Regions from separate parts of the Homo sapiens genome. Here region 1 is linked to region 2. A link is a loop called in an ENCODE intact Hi-C map of the cell type or tissue named here. Cell type or tissue: K562. All regions are shown on one strand. Region 1 has its middle 19 kb from the start of BACH1-IT3. Region 2 overlaps GRIK1 (glutamate ionotropic receptor kainate type subunit 1).

Region 1 (5,000 bases), 170 kb after region 2:
TTAGTCCTCAAAACAACCCATTAAAAAGATGATTATTATATCATCTTTTTACTAATCTATTCTTCAAATTAGGAAACAAAAGCAAAGAAGGGTCACATAACTTATCCAAAGTCACACTATAAATCAACCATGTATAGTTAAGAGATGCATTAAAATACAAAACCATAGAGTGAAAGGTGCATTAAAATAAAAATAATTTTAAATTATGACAAATTACCAGCTGGTCCAGGTATCTGGTCTTTTGGAAAAGTTACTCAATTTTACCAAAATTTGTATAAACCCTTTGTAAAAACTCTGGAAAAGATCTTAGAGATTCATAAGGTAGAAAAATGTGAGACTTTCTGCAATTAAACTTGAGCAAGCTGAGATAAAATTCTGTAAAGAAAGGAAGGAAAAAGAAAGAAGGAAGAGAAAAAGAACAGAAGAAGCAGATCAGAGAATGAAAATAACCATAATTAAACTCCTAATGATGTGTAAAGCAGCATTTTAGAAACATTTTATTTGTATGACTTGCTAATACTCCAAACTCTTTTGTCTTTCTCCCTCTTTCCATTGTGTCCATCTGTGGAGATCCCAACCTTTGTCCTTGCGTTTAAGCAGCCAAGTCATGTTCTAACCTTGACCCTGTCTTCAGTCTGTGTCCCCTCACTTGCTGAAGAGACCATCAAACATTGTTACTCCAGCCAGAATGACCCATGATGCTGTCTTCCCTTAACCACCCCTTCCTACCCAATTCCTCCCAAAGTTCCGTCCATTTTAGGTCCCACCTGTCTCTTGAATCTGGCCACTAGTCTCCAGGCCCTTGTCCTCTCATCCAAGTTCCTCTCTCTTGTGCCAGGATTTGCATGGCCACCTTTTTGCTCCTGTGGCATCCTGGGCACCACTTCACTTCCATGTGCTATTTCTACAGCAACAGGGCTATTTTCAATGTATAAACTCATTACACCCTCCTGTATCAACAACAGCTCCTCCGCTGTCATGGTTAATATTGAGAGTCAACTTGATTGGATTGAAGGATGCAAAGTATTGTTCTGGGTGTGTCTATGAGTGTGTTCCCAGAGGAGATTAACATTTGAGTCAGTGGACTGAGAGAGACAGACTCACCCTCAATCTGGGTGGGCACCATCTAATCAGCTGCCAGCACGGCCAGAATAAAAGCAGGCAGAAGAACGTGGAAAGACTAGAACGGCTAAGTCTTCTGGACTCCGTCCTTCTCCCATGCTGGATGCTTCCTACCCTCAAACATCAGCCTCTAGGTTCCTCAGCTTTTGGACTCTTGGACTTACATCAGTTGTTTGCTGAGTGCTCTTGGGCTTTAGGCCACAGACTGTACGTTGGCTTCCCTACTTTTGAGGTTTGGTGACTCAGACTTAGCCACTACTGGCTTCTTTGCTCCTTAGCTTGCAGGCAGCCTATGATGGGACTTCACCTTGTGACCTTGAGAGCTAATTCTCCATAATAAACACCCTTTAGTATATACCTCTATCCCATTAGTTCTGTCCTTCTGGAGAACCCTGACTAATACACCAGCTCTGCCGTAGCCCTCTGGGTCAGCCTGTTCTCCCCGGCCTCATTTCACGCTCTCTTCCTCTAGCTGTCTGTGCTCCAACCTGCATTCCTTAGACACACCATTCCCACCTCTGTCCTCTGCCTGGGCCCATTCTTTTCCACCAACACTCCCCTTCCCATCTCACTGCCTTTCCCTGCTTAATGTCAATCCATCTTTCAGATTTCACCTTCAGTCTAACTTTTTAGGGAGACCCGGCCTGACCACCCAGCTAGAGCAGGTCTGTGGTTGTCTGCTGTGATTCTACAACATGTTTTTTTTTTTTTTCCTTCGGAGCTCTTCCTTCAGTGTGTGATTACACATGCACTCCTTTGGGTGTTTTGTTTGAAATCAAGGTTGTTTTATCCACCTGACCATATGTGCTATGAGCTCGGGGAGCACACCTGGTTGTTCTCAGCATGTCACCCAGCTGGACCTGCAAAGAGTGCCACATATGCAGTATCCATTGCCTGAACAAGTGACTCCCTCTAAAATTCACAACAAAGCTAATAGCTGTTGTGCCTGAGGACATACAGCAAGTGCAGCCACAAACATCAGGTCAGACATTAGAAAGCGGCGCTCAAACTTCATGGCTTTCTAAGTCCCCATGCCACCAACCCTTCTGGACAACAGCTGACTTCCATTTCTAAAGAACCATAAAAAGGTCATTGGTTTGCAAAATCAAAATTTGTTCTGGGTGCTACTGTGCCCTCATAAATGAAATTTTGTTATTAAAGGAATGAACCTATTAGAAAACAATTTTTGGTGGAGTTTAAAGAAACAAGTTTCTACTCTCTTCCCCCACCCCCCCCAAAAAAAAAATCACACCATCTGGTACAAATCAAGAGAAAACTCACCCTGCTAATGACATGTGCAAACATGAATAATGAGGGCTTGAGGGTGGCAGAAAAACAGCATTCTCCCTCTGATGTGAGTCAGGAGTTTTAGAAAGTCTGAGATTTGAGAAAACTTTTCCAGGAAAAAGTAACAACAGCTTTTCATTCTCAATGTGTCAGTCAGTGTTTGAGTTAAAGGAGAAGACTAAAGAAAAAAAAACCTCAAACCCAACAGAGATTCCAAACTGCTTTAACATGATAGAACTAAAATATCTGATATTCAGAAAGCATCACAAAACTTGGCCTCGCGGAGCCAAAGAGGGCTCAACCACAAAACAAACACTGTCAGGGAAAACAGAGTTTCCACCAAAACAGGAGCAGGCAATTTTCTAGGAGGCTGGACAAAAAAAAAAAAAAAAATGCTTGTCACACAAAACCACAGAGTCCCCAAGGGCAGCGAGCCGAAAGCAGCATTCGTGGACGGCTGCCACCAAGTGGCCACTGCAGGTATTACATCTACTTAAAATGCTGTTTTGTTTTTTTGAGACGGAGTTTCGCTCTTGTTGCCCAGGCTTGAGTGCAATGGCGCGCGACCTCAGCTCACTGCAACCTCCACCTCCCGGGCTCAAGCGATTCTCCTGCCTCAGGCTCCCAAGTAGCTGGGATTACAGGCACCCGCCACCAAGCCCAGCTAATTTTTTGTATTTTTAGTAAAGACGCGGTTTCACCATGTTGGCCAGGCTGGTCTCGAACTCCTGACCTCAGGTGATCCACCCGCCTCGGCCTCCCAAAGTGCTGGGATTACAGGCGTGAGCCACCACGCCCAGCCAAAATGTTTTAATTCCTAAGATTCCCCCAGAGAAAACTACCTGTGAAATTCTCAAATCTAGAGAGCATGTCTTGGGATTTTTCATTACTCTACCTATCAAACAATCATTTAACAAGTTAAATTTTCCCCCTTTAAAATTGGATAGGGAGGCAAAATACAGCTAATAGTAGAACACATATGTCTCATAAAATGTAAATTTATTTTTGTTCCCCTACTCTCACTTAAAATGTACTCAGTCAGACTAGTTCTTCCCCTGCTCCAGGAAGAAAATCCAGGCAGCCCAAGACTTTTCTGGATATGTAAAACATTGTCACAAATTAGTAACTAAAATGATTGGTTCCATGTACAGGTCTGAATTTCAATCTAGTGTTAAAAGGTGAGTCCACTCCACCTTGGGCCAGAATCTAGCAGGCAGCTGGCGTTGGAAAAGGAGGGGATATAGTCTCTCTTCCTGGCTTATTATAGCATTTTGCATTCTTTTTCCATTCTGCTAGCTTCAGTTTCTGACTCCTTTAAGATTGAGGGTCCAAGAGAGGGGAAGAGATGGGAAATTTCTAACTTAAAGAGTAGCCTCTCTCCTTGGTGTTTTTGTGGATTCTTGAGAGACTCTGCCACCAGAAGTCTCCCCTGTATTTGCTCAGACTGTGGGCTATGAATTGAATTGTATCCTTCCAAAATTCACATACTGAAGCCCTAATCCTCAATGTGATGGTATTTGGAGATGGGACCTTTGGGAGGTATATAGGGCTGGATGTGATCATGAGGGTGGGGCCCTAATGACGGAGTTAGTGCCTTTATATGAAGACACTAAAAAGCTTGCTTACTCTCTCTCCACACACATGCACCAGAGAAAGGCTGTATGCGGACACAGTGAGAAGGCCACTGTCTTCAGGTGAAAAAGAGGGCCCTCTCCAGGACCTAATCATACTGGCATCTGATCCCAGACTCCTAGCCTCCAGAACTGTGAGAAAATACATTTTTGTTGTTCTACCTATCAAGCAATATGCCTGTTCTTTGGTATTTTGCTGGGGTAGCCCAAGCACACTAAGACACTGGATGAACATGTCTTTATTCTGACTGTAGGTATCATGTACCCTCATTCCTCATCAGCCCCAGGAATGCACTGATACAGGCAGATCCTCTCTGCTGAGACCTTTTTGCCTCTGCAGGTAGCCTTCTTGGACAAAACCCCAAGAGAATTCCAAGCCAGCCTTTGCTGACATAGCCCATAGCTGGACCATGAGAAACACCCCTGCAATGTTTGTCTTAAAACAAAGCGACAGAGGCCAACCCTAAGGGAACTGCAATTTCTTTTTACTTCTGCCCTAAGAGTGACTGGCCAGCTGCCTCTCGTCTTTTTAATTTGCCCCGTAAAAGTCAGATAATCCACTGTGTGCCCACCAAAATTCCAGGTACATAGAGAAAGTCCTCCCAGCAAACTCCTTAAAGCCCCATGTCATGGTTAATTTCATGTGTCAACTTGGCTACACCACAGTACCCAGATATTTGGTCAAAACAGTCTAGATATTGTTTTGAAAGTCATTTTCAGATGAGATTAACATTTAAATCAGCAGACTTTAAGAAAAACAGATTAACCCTCCATAATGTGGGTAGACCTCATCTAATTAGTTAAAGGCATTAATCGAAAAAGAATGACCTCCTCTAGAGAAGGGAGAATTCTGCCAGCAGTCTGCCTTCAGACTTGAGCTGCAAAATCAGCTCTTCCCTGGATCTTTGGCCTACCCTCCACCCTGCAGATTTTGGACTTGCCAACCTCTACAATTGTGTG
Region 2 (5,000 bases):
CTTAATGTCTACAAAATTTTAGGCAAGTTATTCTACCTCTCTACAAGCCTCAATTTCCCTGTCTGTATACCTATTTCAAAAGTTTAATTTCAGTAATTAAAAAAGATGACATATGTAAAATGCTTATAGTGCCTGGCACATAGTAAATTATCAGTGAATATTAACCTTTATTGAACTATTATTGTGACTATTAAATCATCAGACCAATAACTTGGTGTAGAAGCAGCACAGCTTTATGGTTAACGGCATATACTCTAGCACCAACTTTGTGGGTTTGAATATTGCCTGTCCCCCCATGAGTTTGGGGATCCCATTTAACATCTTTTTTCTTTATCTGTAAAAGAATAAAGGTTATAGTGAAAATTTAATGTTTGCAAGGGATTTAGAACAGCATGCGACATATCATAAGTGCTCAATAAATGTCAGCTATTGCTGTTGACTGCATTTCCAAAAGTCTCAATCTGCCAGTAGCTTACTTTCCTCCAATTAAACAGAATTAGTACAGCAAAGTGGTAAAGATCATGGGTGCTAGAATCAGGCAGGTGCAGGCTCAAACCCTGGCAATGAAATTGATTACAGAGTAGCCTTATACCGGTCAATTTCCATGAGCCTTAGTTTTCTCATCTACAAAGTGGATAGTGTAAGTCCTGAACTGAAATGATCAAAACATTTTTAAGCATTATAAATTACTGCCACCACCAATCCAACGTCAGTATGTCAATTACATAAGCATGAATGAAATGCTTTTTCTTAAAACTATATCTTAAAACCTTGCAATTCTACAGTTCTCACAAAAATAAATGTCATTTTAAGGAATTGAGTAGTATTAACTTCGTCAGTGAACATGTTTAAACAACTTTTCTGTGTCAGGAACCATGTTAGTCACCAAAGCTAACTTAAATTTGAGCAGTTTCTGCCTTCAAAAAACCAATATTCTTAACAAGATACAGACATAAAGATCCATGACCATGAATAGATGGAAAATACAATGATAAAGATTGAACAGAATAATAATGATTCAAAGTAGAGGTATTCCGTGACCTCAAAGACTGATAAAATTGTGAGATATAGTAACCCCTGTCCTCACTTTCTACCTCCACCAAGACATGAGCAATCAATGCATAGTATATGTTGAATGAATCAACCAATTTTGGAAAACCATATGATAATTTTCATTCTATGACCTAGATTCTAGGTTTAACTCTGAAAATGATTAGCTATGTATATAATCCCTATTACTCTCCAGAAATAATAAGCAGAAGTAGTGACATCTCTGGGATTTCTCACTATGATTGTGTATGTGGTGTGTGTGTGGCTGTGCATGTGTGTGTGTGTGTGTGCATGTGTGTGCCCCTCCACAAATATCCTACCTCGAAGTGAGTTTTCTCACATAATAAATAGCTTTATCTCTTCTGCTTATTTTGAAGACTTGTTGAGAATTTCAAATGAGCTAATGTATTTGAAGTTGCAATGAAACCCTCAAGTGAAATGCAAGGGTATTATAAGATTTTATCCCTAAAGGAAACCACAGGGAAGCATATTTTATAAAATGCTGTATTATGTAAAATTGTGCAAGTGAGAGGAATTTCATGAGGAAGGGAAGAACGAGATGCCCAACCCCCTAAAAGGAATGACCGACTTGTTTCAATCTCTCTCAAGAAAGCACATGCTGGCAAGAGGAGGCATGTTCTGAGCAAGCTGCACTTGTCTGCCCTTCAGAGGGTCTCCCAAAACTTGCCGTTGAGTTTCATTCCATGACTATGAACTTCTTAACTCTGCTAAATGAAAGTGACCAACACCAGTATCCTTATCTGGAAATCACCTGTTAGTGATTGTAGCAGTTTCTTTCTACCAAATATAAACCAGTAAGTAGATAGATAAATAGATATAGACAAATGCTGAGAAACAAATCTGATATTGCAACTTTGAGCTTTAGTAGCTTCTAGCTCAAGGTAGTTGATCTTAACACCATGCTTAACATGGAGGACACTTCGCAAAATATTTGTTCCTTGAATCAAGTCTTTTGTGGCTGATCTGGGTTGCTTTATTTTTTTTTAAAGAACTTGAAACGAAGCAGAGTTATAACTTCAATTTACTCCAAAGTGTGAGGTATTATTTTGGAGAAAAATAGCTATTGGAGAGTGAAAACTACCTAGCTGAAGAGTAAATGGCCTTTGAGATCAGACAGATAAGAGCTATGGAAGCAGGGAGAGTGATTATGCAAGTAAAGGAAGGTAAGCAAAAGTGGAATTTAAGATGCGGTGTGTGTTTTCCTCCACAGACTGAAGCGGCTCTGATGTACGATGCTGTGTACATGGTGGCCATTGCCTCGCACCGGGCATCCCAGCTGACCGTCAGCTCCCTGCAGTGCCATAGACATAAGCCATGGCGCCTCGGACCCAGATTTATGAACCTGATCAAAGAGGCAAGTGATGCTCCCTCACAGCCCAGGGGCCCTTCTGAGCACTGTTGGGCTTGCCCATTTGGTATGGTCCTCCCCACAGGGTTCTGCTGGCATGATGCCCCTAAGAGAGAGGAAGCCATCATCAACCAGTCTGCTCAGATTTCAGTGTCAAAAGTTTGTCCAGAAGGACTAGCAGGAATTTTCCATTGTGATGCTGAGAAGTTCAGTGACGCTACCAGATACCAACACTTACTCTCCTTCATGCCAGCCATGGCCATAGCTCCTGCTGGCTCTCCACACATGTCCATAAGGGCATATGGGTGTTTCTTCCATGTCCCACTGAGTCAAGGGGAGAGTTGATCCATTACTGAAGGGTACCAGAGATAGTTCCAGCATTATCAGTCCACAATCCCAGTGGCCTCCTAAAGCTCAGGCTGTACAGGACTGAGTGGAAGGACCTCTTTAATTATATAGTGACTATTTTGTCATTTATCAGCTAACTGGAAAAGTTTATTCCCATTCAAAACCTACTGAGCACATAAAAGATTTTTGAGAGTATGGGGTATTTGCAGGGATAGATATCTTCACTGATGTCCTGGGATCCTGGACTGTCCTCCACCTTTTCTTTTCTCTGAGGCAGTTTGACTCCTTGTCACAAGGCCCTGTTCTAAGCCCCGTGACTCCTTATCGATATGTACACTGCATGATCATCCATTCCACCACGAACCTCAGGGTGTGTCTGGACTTGATGATAAGAAATAAGGCTCTTTGGAGTAGCTAGGCCTGAGTATGCGCAATGCTCTGAGATGCTATTCTAATATTTCTCTATGGGATACAGACATTTAGTTCTCAAGTGAAGAGTATTTTTTTCCTTTCTGTACTGGAGAAGGATGGAAATATAGTGTAAAGAAGAGGGAGGGCACAGGAGAATACCCAGCTAAGAGTAAGGAAAGACACCTGCTTTGGACTCGTGTCTCTGCTGGTCTCTTCCATGCCTGCACACCCTCTCTCAGTCTGTTCAATGCAACTAAAGGCTGACTCTGATCCATGAGGGTGAGGATAAAGCAGGCGGGATGTATAAGGATTAAGTACCTAGGCTACAAATCTAGGTTGCTTGCAAGCCCAGGATGAGGGTGCAATTTAAGGAAACATTCATTCTTGGGTGAGTATTCTATACTTGCACAAGATTAAGAGGAAATTCTCGCTTAAATTTTGTACCCTGAGCACCTCTCTTACTTTATCCTAGTCCTGGCAGTGACTGCATGGGTTTAAATCTTAGTTCCACTAACACTGATGAGCAATATAACCTGGGCAAGTCTATTGGTCCATTTTCATGCTGCTGATAAAGACATACCTGAGACTGGGTAATTTATAAAGAAAAAGAGGTTTAATGGACTCACAGTTCCACGTGGCTGAGGAGGCCTCACAATCATGGCGGAAAGTGAAAGGCATGTCTACATGGTGGCAGGCAAGAGAAAACTTGTGCAGGGAAAATCCCATTTATAAAACCATCAGATTTCATGAGACTTATTCGCTATCACGAGAACAGCATGGGAAGACTTGCCTCCATGATTCAATTACCTGCTACTGGGTCCCTCCCACAACACATGGGAATTGTGGGAGCTACAATTCGAGATGAGATTTGGGTGGGGACACACCAAAACCATATCAGCAAGTTACTTACACTTCTTGTCTCTCAGTTTTCTTATCTATAAGATGGGTATAGTATCATCTACCCCACAGCATGACTGTAAGGATAAAGAATTAGGCAAATGCTTGTGAAGAATAGTTCAGAAACCTAGTAAGCATCTGAAATACTATTCTCTTGCCATTGGAAGGCACCACTAAGAATAGCCTCATTCAGTTTACTGAAGATGATACCAGGAATTTCAAACTGGCAACAACAACAACAACAACAAAGACATCACAAATAGGCATGAAACAAAATACCTTTTCTGACAGCTACATAACTCTGACACACTGTGCCTAATAGAAAAACATCACACCACCTCCTTTTCCCTGCAGTGATCATGGTTGTGTCCTGAATCGCCATCCTGATTACCTTGATCTTTAACAAGAAAACAGCTGGTTTTCTTTTATCTCCTAGAAGTTCAAGGAGAGGCAGAAGTGACATGAAAGCTTGGGATCAAACACTCAAGAGCCCCCAAGACACCTTATCACTTGTACTTAAGTCGCATAAGAAGGTGAAATTACCAAGCCACATTTAGGCATATTTAAAGAAATAATGAGCTCCAAGATGAGGGACCACACTGAAAATAAGAAGGCATTTTATATTCATTCACTCCAAAGAAGCAAATCTCTCATTTTTAATCTCCACAGTTAGGGGTTACAGGAAGGGAGGGGGGAATGAATCAGAAACCATTGTCAACATTGTGCTCATCCTCTTTTGTCTCCTGAGTCAGGATGTCATATGCTACCTTTGGCAGGGTGTAGGTACCTACAGAGAAGATGGAATGGGGTAACCAGAAGCAATGCCTCAGCCTGCTGGAGGACTGGCACTGAGGAAATTCTGAGACAACCTAAAACATGCAAAAGAGAAAGTGCACGTGTTTTTTCAGATGAGTGCATAACTGAA

What was found. A loop is a pair of places that touch in the nucleus more often than their neighbours do. Peaks named below come from ENCODE experiments on the same cell type or tissue, not always from the same donor. Only the 100,000 strongest peaks of a DNase experiment are listed, where the experiment ranks them.
Region 1: a loop joins it to region 2, with 3 times the contacts of the local background. A loop is called at or near these places in 2 of 110 quality-filtered maps.

Annotation. Positions count from the first base shown.
Region 1 is chr21:29,474,503-29,479,502 of GRCh38, reverse strand. No RefSeq gene overlaps it. Among named protein-coding and RNA genes, the nearest start is that of BACH1-IT3, 19 kb to the left of the region's middle. In K562, a CTCF peak has its summit at 2,857 (motif pointing left); a DNase peak (open chromatin) is centred at 2,822; H3K4me3 peaks cover 252 bases.
Region 2 is chr21:29,640,251-29,645,250 of GRCh38, reverse strand. GRIK1 (glutamate ionotropic receptor kainate type subunit 1) reads left to right here. Exons shown (of 18, transcript NM_001330994.2): 7 at 2,282-2,425. Among named protein-coding and RNA genes, the nearest start is that of GRIK1-AS3, 15 kb to the left of the region's middle. In K562, no CTCF peak of the experiment used is centred here; DNase peaks (open chromatin) are centred at 3,110 and 3,419.